Linked DNA regions of Mus musculus: region 1 is linked to region 2. The links are chromatin contacts, found by Hi-C in ENCODE. All regions are on one chromosome and are shown on one strand. Each heading gives the region's core, a stretch centred on a gene start or an enhancer-like site at or near the end of the contact. The rest is flanking DNA. Distances are from core to core; before and after follow the strand shown. Region 1 overlaps Alx4 (aristaless-like homeobox 4). Region 2 overlaps Trp53i11 (transformation related protein 53 inducible protein 11).

Evidence for each region. Hi-C counts contacts between places; a loop is a spot of excess contacts on that map.
Region 1: a loop to region 2 is called in a map of heart, with 2.4 times the contacts of the local background. The contact joins two enhancer-like sites. A Hi-C loop is called at or near these places in 5 of 37 maps with a recorded cell type or tissue (adrenal gland, gastrocnemius, heart and 2 more).

What each region holds. Positions count from the first base shown.
Region 1 is chr2:93,661,011-93,667,840 of GRCm38, reverse strand. The region is part of intron 1 of Alx4 (aristaless-like homeobox 4); the gene reads right to left. Among named protein-coding and RNA genes, the nearest start is that of Alx4, 22 kb to the right of the region's middle. Within about 2 kb of position 1,525, at least 1 of the 3 ENCODE cell types and tissues checked has a DNase peak (open chromatin) inside an H3K27ac peak, as active enhancers do; it is heart, where a contact is called at or near this core.
Region 2 is chr2:93,195,846-93,202,593 of GRCm38, reverse strand. It overlaps Trp53i11 (transformation related protein 53 inducible protein 11), which reads right to left. Exons shown (of 8, transcript NM_001025246.2): 2 at 5,616-5,697; 3 at 4,846-4,982; 4 at 4,273-4,331; 5 at 4,007-4,055; 6 at 3,603-3,699; 7 at 3,136-3,237; 8 at 837-2,808. The coding sequence starts at 4,974. The coding sequence ends at 2,675. Tspan18 (tetraspanin 18) reads left to right here. Exons shown (of 10, transcript NM_183180.2): 10 at 1-834. Among named protein-coding and RNA genes, the nearest start is that of Trp53i11, 12 kb to the right of the region's middle. Within about 2 kb of position 1,898, at least 1 of the 3 ENCODE cell types and tissues checked has a DNase peak (open chromatin) inside an H3K27ac peak, as active enhancers do; it is heart, where a contact is called at or near this core.

The DNA.
Region 1 (6,830 bases), core at 276-2,775, 470 kb before region 2:
GTAACACTGTCTGCAGAGGGGTCTTTAGCAGGTGGGGTTCACTGAGATATGGGTCTTTGCTGGGGTCCCTTTCATAGCAGCTGCCAGTGTCTACCACAGCTGGGAGGCCCTCACTCCTGAGGATGCCCTCTTTGCAGCCACAGAGAATCATCAGAAACACAGCTCACAGCCCAGGCCCTGACTGCTCACTGCTGACACAATGGGGCTCCCATGGTAGATTCCTGGAAACTCAGAGTTACAAGGAACCAAGCCAAGCCATGCAGATCACAAGTGTGGAGATGGAGACCTGGGTAGGAGGGTAGGAGCTCCTGGCTCACCCATCCATCTGAGCATACACACTTGCCTCACAATATCAGGGGCCTCAGAGTCTTGGGCTCCAGTGCCAGGCACCAGGGTTTCTGTGCCACACCTCTGGCTTTACAGCTCTACTTTGCAATGAACCCTTTGTGGCTCAGTTTCCCCCCTCTATACTTTTAAGATGAATGAAGAGATCCATGGGATATTTCTTATGGGTTGTGAGAAAGGGAGAGGCAGTCAGCTAGCTGGCTGTGTAGCCTTCAACCATTAGTGACCCCTGCTTCTGGTCTGGCCTTGTAGGCTTACAGGCCCTGCCAGCACTAGAGGAGGGTGACCCAGGACAGAAAAGTCCTCCGTGAGAAAAGTCCCTGGGGTGCAGGCACATATATACAAACACCATGGGATGGGAAACAAGGCGTGTTTCCAGATGCGGGAAGCCCCTTTCTTTATTTGAGACTTGGGAAGAAAGAGATAGATTCAGTGAGAGAACTGTTAATAAGATGTGGAAAATCCTTAAATATGTACAAGCTCCGTCCATTCACAACAAGCATGTGTGGTGAGTGTATCAGCCACTCTGGCCCTCTGTTTCCTCTTCTGGAAACAGGTCCATGCGATTTGCATTTTGGATCAGGATGATGCCTCTAACCTGGATTTTCTGATGCCATCCAGATTGGGGGTTAGGGGTTGATGTTTCAAGTTTCCCAGCCTCCCTGTGAGCATTAGGGAGGGTGAGGGAAAGACTTTCTGCCCCTGTCAGTCTCCTTCCAACTCTGGCACTGAGGAAAGGGAGGAGAGGGTGCCCAGTGCAGGCCTGGATGCTGTTCCACTTCTAGCATCTATGAGGGTGTCTGACCAAATCAGTGGCGTTACAAATGACAGCCATGTGAGGCCAACTTATGCGGCTAGCAGCAAGCACAGTTTTGGTGACAGCTTTGTGTGAATTGCAGTTGGCAGCAGGACCAAGAGCTTCCAGCAAAGATATTTATCTTCCTGGCAGACAAATACGTTTTATGTTTTGGATCTCTCTCTCTCTCTCTCTCTCTCTCTCTCTCTCTCTCTCTCTCTCTCTCTTCTTTTTTTTAGAAAAGAAATCCCACCCAGCTCACCCAAAATAAGCATTCCTCTTGTGCAACTTCCTGGCAGCCAGGCCAGGGAAGGCAGCCACCACCCCTCCTGGCCTAGCCCTGTTCCCCAGGCTCATCCTTGCCCCATGAACCCCAGTAGTGTCTTTGGGCATCCAGCCTGGAGCTGGGATCTCCCAAGGGAATGAGGGCCAGTTGAGGTCAGCAACATAGAAACCAGGCTTGGAAGGACTAACCCTAGCTACTCATTTAAACTGAGGAGAAAAAAAAAAAAAAGAATATGCCCTAATTATCCACAGAACAGTCTCCTGCTCCTGGGACTACCCTACCAGGGTATAGGACCTGTTTCCAGGAGAAGAAATCCAGGCCCTCTCAGCACCTATAAGTCCTGCCCCTGAGGACAAGGGACTAAGATGAACTCCAAGGCACTCTCAGTACGGAGCTAGTTCTTGGCCCAGCAGGAAAGGATGGCAGAGTTCACAGTCTTGTGATGAGAAAGAAGTAAGGATGTACCCCTGCCCACACCTAACCACCCACTGGGACGACTGAATGGGAGATGGGGACATAGCAAGGTGTGTACTGAGATCAGAGCCCCAGAAGGAGTGTGTGTGTGTGTGTGTGTGTGTGTGTGTGTGTGTGTGTACACGTGTACCTCCAGCTGTTCCTAGGAGCCATCTACCAAGTTCTTGGGCACAGGGTGTTTCGTTGGTCTGGGGCTTTCTGTTCCACTCTTCTCTGGCTGGGCAGAGAGCTCCAGGGATCCGCCTGGCTCCACCTCCTCAGTGCTGGGATTCAGAGCACATCCCACCACGCACAGCTGCTGTTTTACCCTCACACTTGTGTATGTGACAGGCACTTTACTAACTCAGCCATCTCCTCAACCCTCAATGCCAATGTTTTAAACATTTATTACTTATGTATGAATGTGCACCACATGAATGCCAGGTGCTATGGATGGTTGTGAGCTGTCATGTGGGTGCCGAGAGTCAAACCCAGGTCCTCTGCAAGAGCATCAAGTAGTCTTAACCAGTGAGCCATCCCTCCAGCCTGATGGTCTTTTAAAAAATTTTTAATTATTAATTTTTCATGTTAATTATTTAAAACAATTTTAACTTTAAATATATTTTGATCATAATCCAGCCCTCCCCCAAGTCCTTCCAGATCCTCTCCCTATCCCTACCCACCCGACTTTATGTTCTTTAAAAAAAAACAAAAATCCTTAATACAACAAAGAAAACAAAATAACTCACTTCCCTCAAAAAAAAAAAAAACCCACCAAATTGTAACCAAATAAAAGCTCATATGTATACACACACACACACACACACACACACACACACACACACTGTGGAGTCCGTTATATGATCGTCACCTATATCGGAGGGGTTGATAGACTCAGTGTCACTCCATTGGAGAAAACTGATTTTTTTCCGTCTCCCAGAAGGTATACACAACAGTTCAGTTATTAACCTTTACCCTAGCCAGCACGCTAATTTTGATTATTAATTTTTTGGCTTTAAGTGCTGAAGCTGGACTCCTATTCTAGACAATAAAGGAAAATTCTTCCAAGGTCTGTAGCCACACTTACCAGCTCAGAATGACAAACCTAAGGTTGGAGACTCTGGCTATCTGTCAATAAGGCCCCCTCACCTGGGGCCCCTGAAGCCAAGCCCACATTTGTCCTCTGGGGATCTGGTTTATTGGCCCTGGTCCAGATCTCCAGGGTCCTTCCCCAACCCAGCTACAGGGACCATGGTTCACAGCTCCTCTGTCTGAAGTATGCCATCTATCTAGCTTAAAGGCTCCCGCTAGACTCCTTATGTGATCCTCAGTAGTCGGGGTCTGTTTGGATTAGGTAGGGTCCAGAGATGAGGGAAGCATGTGGGGCCCTGAGTGAAGCCAGCCCAAAGTTCCAGAGGAGCTGGCTAGGGAAGTAGCCTGGGCAAGGCCTTCCTCGTGCTGACAATCCTCATCAATAAGATGGGTCTGAATCCCTGGCTCCACAAAGAGAGTCTGATTGCTCCTGTCTAAAGGAGGCCATTGTCCTCCGGCATTCCCTGCAGCCCTCGCCTCCTACCACCTGCTCAGAAAATCCTGCCTTCTAGGTGCCTGCATCTGGGACTGAGGGAAAGTGGTTGGGGAAAAGAAGCCAGGATGGACCTTAAGGGACATTTCTCTTCACACAGCAAGCAGGACCAGCGGCAGCGGCGGGACAGGGGGCGCGGCATCTAAACCAGTGGTTCTCACCTTCCTAACGCTGTGACCCTTTAATACAGGTCTTCATGTTGTGGTGACCCCCAAACCATAAAATTATTTTCCTTGCTACTTCAGAGCTGTAATTTTGCTACTGTCATGAATTGTTAATGTAAATATCTGATATGCAGGATATCTGATATGCAACCCCTGTAAAAGGATCGATTGACCCTCAAAGGGGTCAAGACCTATAGGTTAAGAACTGCTGATCCAAACCATCATCCATCACCTACCAGAGAGTAGTCGTCTCTGTGTCAGACACTGCACAAGAGATGTGGCCTCCAGGGGTCCCAGTTTGCCCAGCTGTGGGGTCCTTCTGCACCACCCTGTGACCCCAGTACTGGAGTAGGCTGAGCAGCATCAGAGGCCAGCTTGAATCCAGGTCACCACCAGCGAGCCTGACTTTTCCTCAGCCTCCAGGGACAGACACCCTGCATAGATTTTACTCTGGCTGAAAGTCTTCCTTTCCCAGTCATGCAAGGAGACTTTTGTGGGGTGTCCTAAGCCAAGTAGAGCCTGCCTTATCCTGACCTAAAGCTTCCCCTTTCCACCAACCTTCCCCTGATGGCTTAGAACTCACTATGTAGAGCAAGCCAGCCTCAAACCCACAGAGATCCACCTTCATTTGGATGCACCATCATTCCCAGCAATCAGATCCAGGCTACCCAGAGAAGGGAGACGAGGAGTGCCCATAAGTGACTGTCCAGAGTAAGGCTTGTTCCAGAAAGGTTTTCCCTCAGTGAGTCAAAGGCTCTAAAACAACCTGAAGCCAGTGTTATTCCCATAGACCTTTCTGACAGGTGGGGAGTGAGAAGCAAGAACTTCTGGGTAGGCCACCTCAGGGAACCAGCTGTCACAAACTGATCCCACTCAGTGTTAGCCATTGGGGCTCAGCTCCTGAAATGAAAAAATGGGAAATCTACCTTCCTTCCCTTAACCTCTACCCACCACACCCTCCCATCCAACGTTCTTGAGAAATTTCCCAGGTTTTCCTTCCTTCCTTCTTTCCCTCCTTCCTTCTTTCTTTCCTTCCTTTCTCCCTCCTTCCCTCCCTCCTATCCTGCTTTCCTCCTCCCTCTCTTTCATTCTGTTTTTTTTTTCTGCAATTGTTTCTGGAGGGCGTCCATCTATGTCAGAAGATGTGAGCCCCAGGGTACAGGCACCAGCCTGCATCTGGGGATGGGTGTGGGGAAACATGTTTCCAGTCACCTGGGGCAAGGGTTGTGAGTGTGCAGACATGTGTAGAGTTGTGTGTCAGTGTGGATGGGTGAGTGTGGACGTGGGTAGAGTGTGTGTACGTGTGTGTGTATGGGCATAGGCAGTGCATACAGCGTGTATGGCTACAGGGCCTGAGTAATTTTATCCTCCGTGGTTTTGATTACATCTATTTTCCCTCCAAACATCTGCTTTGTGGGGGACATGCAGCTCGCTCTGTTCCCCGGGTGAGCTGGCCCCACACACCCTGTGGCGAAGTGCACAGCACCGATGTAATCTCCTTAAACAAAACAGGCCAGCACGGGGCCCTTTCATGCTATTTAAAGGGCATTGACTAAACCCACCGCTGTCCAAACAGTCCTGGGGGGCTGGGGTGGAGGCTAAAGGTTAGCCATTGATCACATAAATCCTCAACCCACCTCATCTGCCCCTGGGCTCTGTCCAGAGGTCTTCAGCTTAGCGGGCGGCTGGGTAAATAATGCCGCAGGGGAAGAAGTGCCAGGCAACGTGTCAGCAAGAGCACACGGAACACATGTGTGTGTCCGCACTCAAGAGGCAGTGAGCCAGGACGGGAAAGAGTGTGCCAGCCTGCGCTCAGGCTAGTGGGGGACTTGGGCCCCTGATTATGAGCACTGGCTGGCCAGAGAGCCCTAATGAGGAGTCACAGACCGTAGGAGGAGGAGGAGGAGGAGGGGACAGGTAAACCAAATGGGTTGAGGGTCCCAGGACACAGGCACATGGGAAATAGTGAACTCTGAATTGGGTGTGGAGTTTAGTTCATAATAACACAATTTTTTAAAGTGACAGTATTTGAACAGGCAGCTCAACAGAGTCATACTGATAGCCAATAAACCCGGGAACAGGCAGATCCCCATTACTACAACTGAGCACAAATGAAAAGCAGGGTGAGATCCCAGGGCACCCCGACACAGAGACACAGAAACAGGAGCCTGTGGCACAGGTCACAGTGGTCACCAACTGTGTCAGCAGTTCCTTTTGTGATTAGACGAACCCTAGTCCTGGTCCCAGCAAGCCTCCAGCTCAGCAAATGTCCTAAGAAGTGAAGACCTATCTGTGAGGGCCAAAGACCCAAACCAGAGAGAAAACACTACTGCTGTATTTGGCTCTGAGTGTCCCCCGAAGGCTTGCTTGTGTCATATGGTTTGGACCCCAGCAACTGACAGTGCTGGAAGGTGAGGGAAGCTTTAGAAGCTGGGGTTGATGGAGGAGTGTGGGTGGGTCTTAGACCGCTGGGGATGTACCCTTGCAAAGGATTATAGGACACTAATGTCTCTCCTCCCCCTTCCTGCAGGCAGCTTCCTTTGCATCATGCTTCCTCCATGATGAGCTACATCATCACAGACCCAAAGCAATGAGACCAACTGTGAAAGGAATCCACGCAATTGACTAACATCTCAGCACCTAGAATGGTGCTCATCTCTGACAAGTAAATCCCATTTTGACAAGAGATAAATAAGCAGGCAGGAAAGGTGTTGGTCTAGAACGTCCAAAGCAATGAGAACCCTTTTTTGCTTTTAAATTGATGGTCACAGGCATTTTGTCACAGTCCCAGAGAGCTGAGCAACACAACAAAGGTCCTTTAGTAGGCAAATGATGAGCAGGCTGAGGAGCACGTGGTGGAATTACACTTAGTAAAGAAACAAACCACCCACACAATACGGGGGAGTCTCAGAAGCACACTACACATATAAGGGAACCAGCCTGAGAATGAACACGGTGTGACTCATCCAGTTATCATGTGCACTTGGGAAAGATAAGAATGGAGGCGCAGAGGGCAGATGGTTGGCTACCAAGGGCCAGTGGGGCTAGGGGAGAAGGTTTGTCCACAAAGAGATCTCATTGATATGAGGCTGTTCTCGAACTATATGATTTCACCTTTGTGATGGGGTCAATGGGTATATAAATCTGTATGGGAACGCATTAAAGACTTTACAAATTTACACCGAACTTCATTTCACACGA
Region 2 (6,748 bases), core at 649-3,148:
CCAGACTAAGAGGACCCAGGCTGACTCAGAACCCAGCACGTACTGGACTCCAACTGTCTAGGAAGGCAAATGGCTTGGCTATTGATTGGAAGTTCATGGCTAGGTTGAGGACTTAGCCCAACCACAGCGGCTGCCACCCAGAACTAGCCCAGGCTTCCAGAGATGGGCAGGGCTGGGACAGGGAGGGACTGAGAAGCCAGATATGGAGCCTAGGCAATTCCAGGGCAGATCAGAGTCCCTCACCAGAACTTTCCACACTTACGCTGAAGCGCTCCCAAGTAGCCCTGATTCAACCCAGCTTCTCAGCATCCTCATGGGGCCAGACAGACACAGTCTTCACCCTCTGAGCTTGCTGGTAGCCATTGCAAGGCTGTCTGAGGTCATCCTGGTGGGGCTTGGTGAGCTGCTCTGTGTACTCCCAGAGGAATGGAGGGGAGCTCTTCCTTCACCCCAAGATGCCTCAGCCAGTAGTGAGCAGAACAGCCACTTCCTGTCCCAGAGCAGTGGCCTAAGGGACAGCTGTATCTGACAGGCGAGGAGCTAAGACTGGACCTGTGGCTCATGCTCCCCATTATCCTGTCCCAAGCCCCTGGCCTACCTGGGTTCTGAACCCAGCACCTTCATCCCCAGGAACTCTGATACACACACACACACACACACACACACACACACACACACACACACACACACGTCATATGCTAAAGTCTATTTTGGAATTTGTAAATGTCCCTTGCAGTAGGAAACAGAGCTAATTTATCATTGTATCTCCCAAGTCTCCCCTTTTTATATTCTATATTAAGAGAAATTTTGTAATATAAAACAGGACACCACGCAGATTGTTTCTCATTGGTTGTTTTTTGTTGTTGTTGTTGTTTTCTTGTGACTGTTTCTTACAAAAAGAAAAAGGGACCAAGAATAAATAGTGACCATGACAGAGGCAGTCTTGGGGGCCAGGCAGAAGCATGACAAGAGGAGCTGGGGATGGGGTGGGGGAGAGCAGTCAGGGCACTCTGAGCCCAGACTCAGAGTGGGGCTCTATCTCCATCACTGCCTCCTTCCAAGCAGGTGTCTCCCGGAGGCCACATATGCCTTGACCCCACCCACCTAAATGTATCACTGCAGTTTAACCAGGGTGACCTGGGCTCCTGCTGCTGAGGGGAAGCCTGGCGGATGTCCCTGCAGGCTGCGCAGGGCTGGCGTCTTCCATTTCTACGACTACCTCCCTTGGGACTGTATCTGTATTTGTGGAGGATTCAAGATGATAAATCTTCAACACCTCTGAGAATGGTGTCAACAAATGTCACCTGGTCTACGGTAGTTGGGACTGTACTAAGAGCTGGCAGTGGCAGGGTCCATGGTCCGAGTAAAGAGGTGGGACTGAGGGACTGGCACCAAGCCAGTGACAAGAGGCAGGTATACACAATGGGCCCTTCCTGAACACGCAGGGAATCGCTACTCTGCCAGACCTTGGTTACAGAAGCAGCCCCGGCCACTGCTGGGCACATCCTCCACTGAGTTCCCTCCACTAGGCAAAGGCCATGGTCACAGAGCACTTGGCAGCAGGAACAACCGAGCCCAGGGAGGCTGTGAGCCCAGGTGCCCTAGAGAAAGATTCCTCGGGTATAGGGGACCACCCCCTTGCAGAAGGGAGAAGCCTCGGGCCAAATCTCTTAGTGTGCTTGCTGCTGAAGGGTAGGGAGGTGCTGGGAGCTAGGGCCAAGGGGAGGGGCCACACAGGCTGGTGGCACCAGGGGTGTGTCTTCAGCTCTAGAGGCCCACTTAGGGGCTGCTAAGGGATGGCAGACTCTTGAATCTCCTTCCGTTGTTGCATGTGAGCAGCTATTGGCTTTAACCCGTAGGCCTTGGGGCAGCCTCAGGAGGGGATCTGGAGGAGGCACTGAGCCAGGTGTGTAGCCATGCAGGCCTTGGAGGCCATGCCGAGGAAATGTCCCCACTTGTCCTCTCCTCAGAATTCCTCATGCACTAGGAGCCTATGGGCAGCTAGGAGCCAGGGACTATCAGGCCTGTGGTACATTGCCTAACCCTAGCCTGTCGGGAAGGGACTCTGGTGCTCTGGGACGCAGGCGGCCAGCCAGAGAATCAGAGTACCCTCCAGCAGGCCAAAGAGAGAGATGTGCAGGCTGAGGCTGGGGAACTTGGCCCAAGGGAGGCAGTCACTCCCCTTGCTAGATGTCCTCAACTGGATCTCTAGAAACACCGTGTGTGTGTGTGTGTGTGTGTGTGTGTGTGTGTGTGTGTGTGTGTGTGTGCGTGTGTGATGAGGGACTCACACATCGGGTTTCTGGATGGGGAGAAGCTGAGAGCCCCTGCTGGGGCCGACACAACCTCCTAGAAAGGGCTTCCTGGCAGAGGAACTCACCTTGACTCAGCCCAGACCCTAAAACTTACTCTAGACTCTGCCTGTTAGAGTCTAGAGGCCAAGAAACACAGGGCAAGGAGTTGTCCCTGCACAAGGGTGAGGGGTGGGGTGCAGAGGCCACAGCCTGGTCTGTCACTCCTAGAATCCCAGGAGACCCAAGATGACTCCGTGGAGTGCCTGGGAGGGAAGGAAGGCGTGTGCACCCTGCCTGCCTGCAGGCCTGTCTAGGACCCATGGACAGTGAAGTCCCCAGCTGCTCGGGCCCAGGTCCAGGCCCAGGCAGGTCCCAGCCTGCTACACTTTTTTGGGTTTCCGGCCGACTTGGTAATAGTAGTAGATGCTGACAATAACAAAGAGGAGGCGGCTGGCCAGGAGCAGCACGGTCCCCAGGGACATGAGGCCCGTCTCAGCAAGCGTGGCAGTGACCACTGTGAAGGAAGTCGGGGGAGGCAAAGGTCAGGAGCAGACACGTGCTTGAGCCTCTCCCATCATGACGCTAGGCTAGGCTGAATACCCTCGACCATCCCTGTGGTGAGTGGGACTGCAGGCTGACGACCTCCAGAAGCCTAACACCAGCCTAGGCCAGTCTGCTGCCCCCAAGTGGCAGGTGCCTAGAAGTGCATCCTGAGTGTCAGGCTTGGAGGGAACGGCTGGGCTGTGGATTCAGGACACTGGTCTATGTTGTAGGAGCACCCAGTGCTCTGCCCTTCTCTTCCTGCACCCTGATAGCCTTCCCACCACCCTACACCACTCACCCAGGGACTGCACCCCGAAGTAGCAGGCCTCAGTGAGCAGAGTCCAGCGGATGATGACCTTCTCGGCTGTGTAGAGTGCGTTCCACATGATCAAGGAGATGCCTGTTGGAATCAAGCACCGGGGCAGCCTGATCCCTAGCCCAGGAGTCCGAACCCACTTATTCCACAACACCCACTTCTCAGACCAGACGGCCCCTCTTCCGGTCCTCAGCTCTTCAGCTATAGCTTTCCCCCCAGAGACAGCTCACATTGCTTCTAAAGCCCTATCCAACCCAAGCCAGGTGCTCATCTCCCCAGGACTTGGTATCTTTATCTACACAATGGGGCAAGGGCCTCCAGGCCCAAGCTACCTCTGCCATTGCCAGGGCAGTGAACCAACTACATGCATTCTAGCAATGGCCACAAGGTGGCAGCACAGACACAGATGAAGAGGGCTACCAGGCTGCTGGAGACCCAGCAATACTCACTAAGGAGGGCACCACCGTAGAGGCGGATGGGGGTCTTGCTTGTGACTTCAGCCCCATCAAAAACTGCATCGTAGAGCTGATCAGGGAGGGCAAGGGCCTGTGGGCAGCAGGAGGAGCACAGGGTCAGCTATGAGGTGAGACAAATGCTAGGGACCTCCTTGGGGCAGCATCCAATGCTGGGATGCCCAGAGCCCAGAGCCCAGAGCATGTGTGCTGGTTACTTTGGGGGCACGGCACACCAGTAATGGACAGGATGTCCCGGGAGTTGGCCTAGACCCTGAAGTATGGGCCTCAGAGTGAAGACAGCAGCAGCTGGGGTAAGGGAAAGAGCCACACACACACCCCCACCCCCATCTAAGTCTCAGGACCTACTTGCAGCCTGGGCGGGGACACACAGTACTCACCATGATGGCCACACTGGAGAACAGCATAGCAGAAAGAAACTGCCAGACCCTGGGGAGGTTCCGAGAAGACAGTTACAGCCACACTCACCCTGACCCCCACTGCCAACCCAAACGGGGGGTGGGGGGGAACCCTGTGCAACCCAAACAGCCAGGGCTATTTGAGGAGGCAATGAACAGTGTGGATGTAATTCAGAGCAAGGCCCAGTCACGTAGGACCTTACACATACCCGGGACACAAAACCATCCAAACGAGACCTACTGCTCACCTGAGCCCCAGAGGCTCCCGCACAGCAAACTTTATCTCGTTGCCCAAAACCTGGCTGATCTGTGGACACACAAGTCAGAGGCATCAGGGAAGAAGTCTTCAGTTTCAGCATCTCACCCACCCACCTTCCTCCCAGCTCCTGTGGACACCTGGGGGCCATCAGAACATCCCTGATTAACATAAATGTTTTCCCCAATGCAAGCTCAACCTCTCCTGCCTCCCTTGGTACCCAGACAAGAGAACTGAAAAGAGGTGGTAAGGAAAGAAACTCAGGGTCTGCCCAGCAGGGGCTGGAAGCCTGGTTCTGTGGGTCACTGATATAACCTTAAGGAAGTTACTTAGCCCCTCTATGTGAGTCTTAGCTTCCTCACCTGTACAATGGGTCAATAACCACATGGATAACCAGCAGAGCTAGCAGGATGCACTCATGTCTATAGGACAGTCTATGCCAGTACCCTAAGAAGCACTGGGTTCTTGTCCCCAAACTTCTGCCACTGGGCATAGCATTCCCCTGACACGAGCAGAGGGCCCTGGAAGTTGCAGGCTCATGACTCCTCTTCCTAGCATGGCTCACCTTGGACCGGTGCACTTCGCCGTCATCATCCTCCCCGCCCACACCCAGGATCTTTCTGGTCTTCAAGCGGCTCACAAGATCCGTCTGGCTGTGCTTCTTCATGAGCGGAGGGGGCTGTTTGCCTGCCATTTTTTCTTCTGCTGAGGGACATGGGGAGACACTGGCCTCAGCCATCGTTCCTGCTGGACTTCCAGACCCCAGGTCCCAGTGTAGGGTGAGAAGAATGTGGCCAGGCCCCACCCGGGGCCTAAGAGAAGATGGTGCTGCGGCTGCCTCAGTTTCCTCTCCTGTAAAATGGGTTGAGGAGGATGCTTCCAGGCTGGCCCCCATGGACATGACACAGCCCAGGTGACTGGGTCAGACAAGGCCTTACAGTCAGCCCTGGAGTGGCAATATGGGTTTTAGAAAAGGCATTTGGACCAGGATGGATCTCATTGACAAGATTTCTGGGTTATCGAGACAAAGGAGACTTCAGAGACTCAGAGTGAGCCTCCTAAGTCCTAAGCCACCTGCCCAGACAATTCCCACTGCCTGCTGGTCCTTCTACCTCCTAAACAGCCATCACTGCCCAGAACCTAGAGGAGGAGAGTGTTAGTCATGAGGGAAGGTGACATTAAGCCCAGAAAATGAGGCTTTCCATAGTAGTGGCCACACTGCCTGGACGTGAACCACTCCTGGCCATTAGCATCCACAGCCTCTACCCCAGCCTCCATCTGCCCACCATCTTCCACAGCCCCGAGTCATGCCACCCCATACCACAGGGCACGTACTGAGATGGGCAATGAGCTAGATGCTGAGATGCACACTGGAGTCTGAGATGAGGGGCCCTCTCTTGTGCTCAGTCCTCACAACCTAGGAAAGAACACAGGGCGCGGAGGGGAACCAAGTGAGGCTCTGGCTGACCCCAGGCAGCTCCAGTCTCTGCATCTCAAGGATGCCCTGAAGGATGGGAGCAAATGTAGACCATTCCACAGAGCTCCACCAGGATGTACATAGTCCCACTGAACACAAGAACAGCATCCCAGCCCTGCATCCCCACCAACCTGCTCACCCGGCCAGTGCCCAGGGTCCTGGTACCCCAGCATCTCGCGTTCACTCCAGCAAACTCATTCCAAGGCACAGCTTAGAAGTTCCTCCTTCCACCTGCTGCCCAGCGCCATGTCCCTGATGTCTTGCAGCCCCAGGAAATGTCCCCAGATAGCCCAGGTTCCTTCTCAAACGCCCAGAGTCTTAGAATGAAATAGAGCATCCCAACAAACACACCAGCAGAGGGGCACAGCCGGTGTGGATGCCAGGGGGAGGGGAGGTACATAGAAGAGGTCCTGAGGTTTTGTTCCAAATGACAACACCACAAACCCAGTCACCACTGGGGCTGAAGGGCGAGTGAGACCTGGGCCCCAGGTTCTGACACACAGTCTTACTCTTCATGTGTGAAATGAGTGGCTGTTTTCCTTCCTGTACCTGATGGCGGGAGACAGGATGCGACAACTGCCTAAGCCCCATAAAGAGGCACTCAGCACCTCTAAGGGGACGCAGGGATGTCCTTTCAGTCACACCATTTCAAGTGGGGCCCAAATCCCCAACCCAGGCCACCACTTTCTCCTGACTCCAGACAGACTGGACACCACACAAGGGTGCAGAGCCCGGCCCAGCCAACCCTCCTTGAAGGACAGAGACATCAGCACATACTTCGCATGTCCCCTCTGACACACCTCCCCCATCTTAATCCACACTGAAATGACTGTGGAGATCATTCATGACATGTCCACTTCCAGGTGAGGACACAGTGAGTTCACCTGTCAAGACTGCCGTGTGCTAGCCCCGGGTGTACCCAGTTCTCCCACTTCGAGCAGTTACGGGTCTGAGCTCTGTCACTCCAGGTCCGTCTGGATTGTTCTCACGT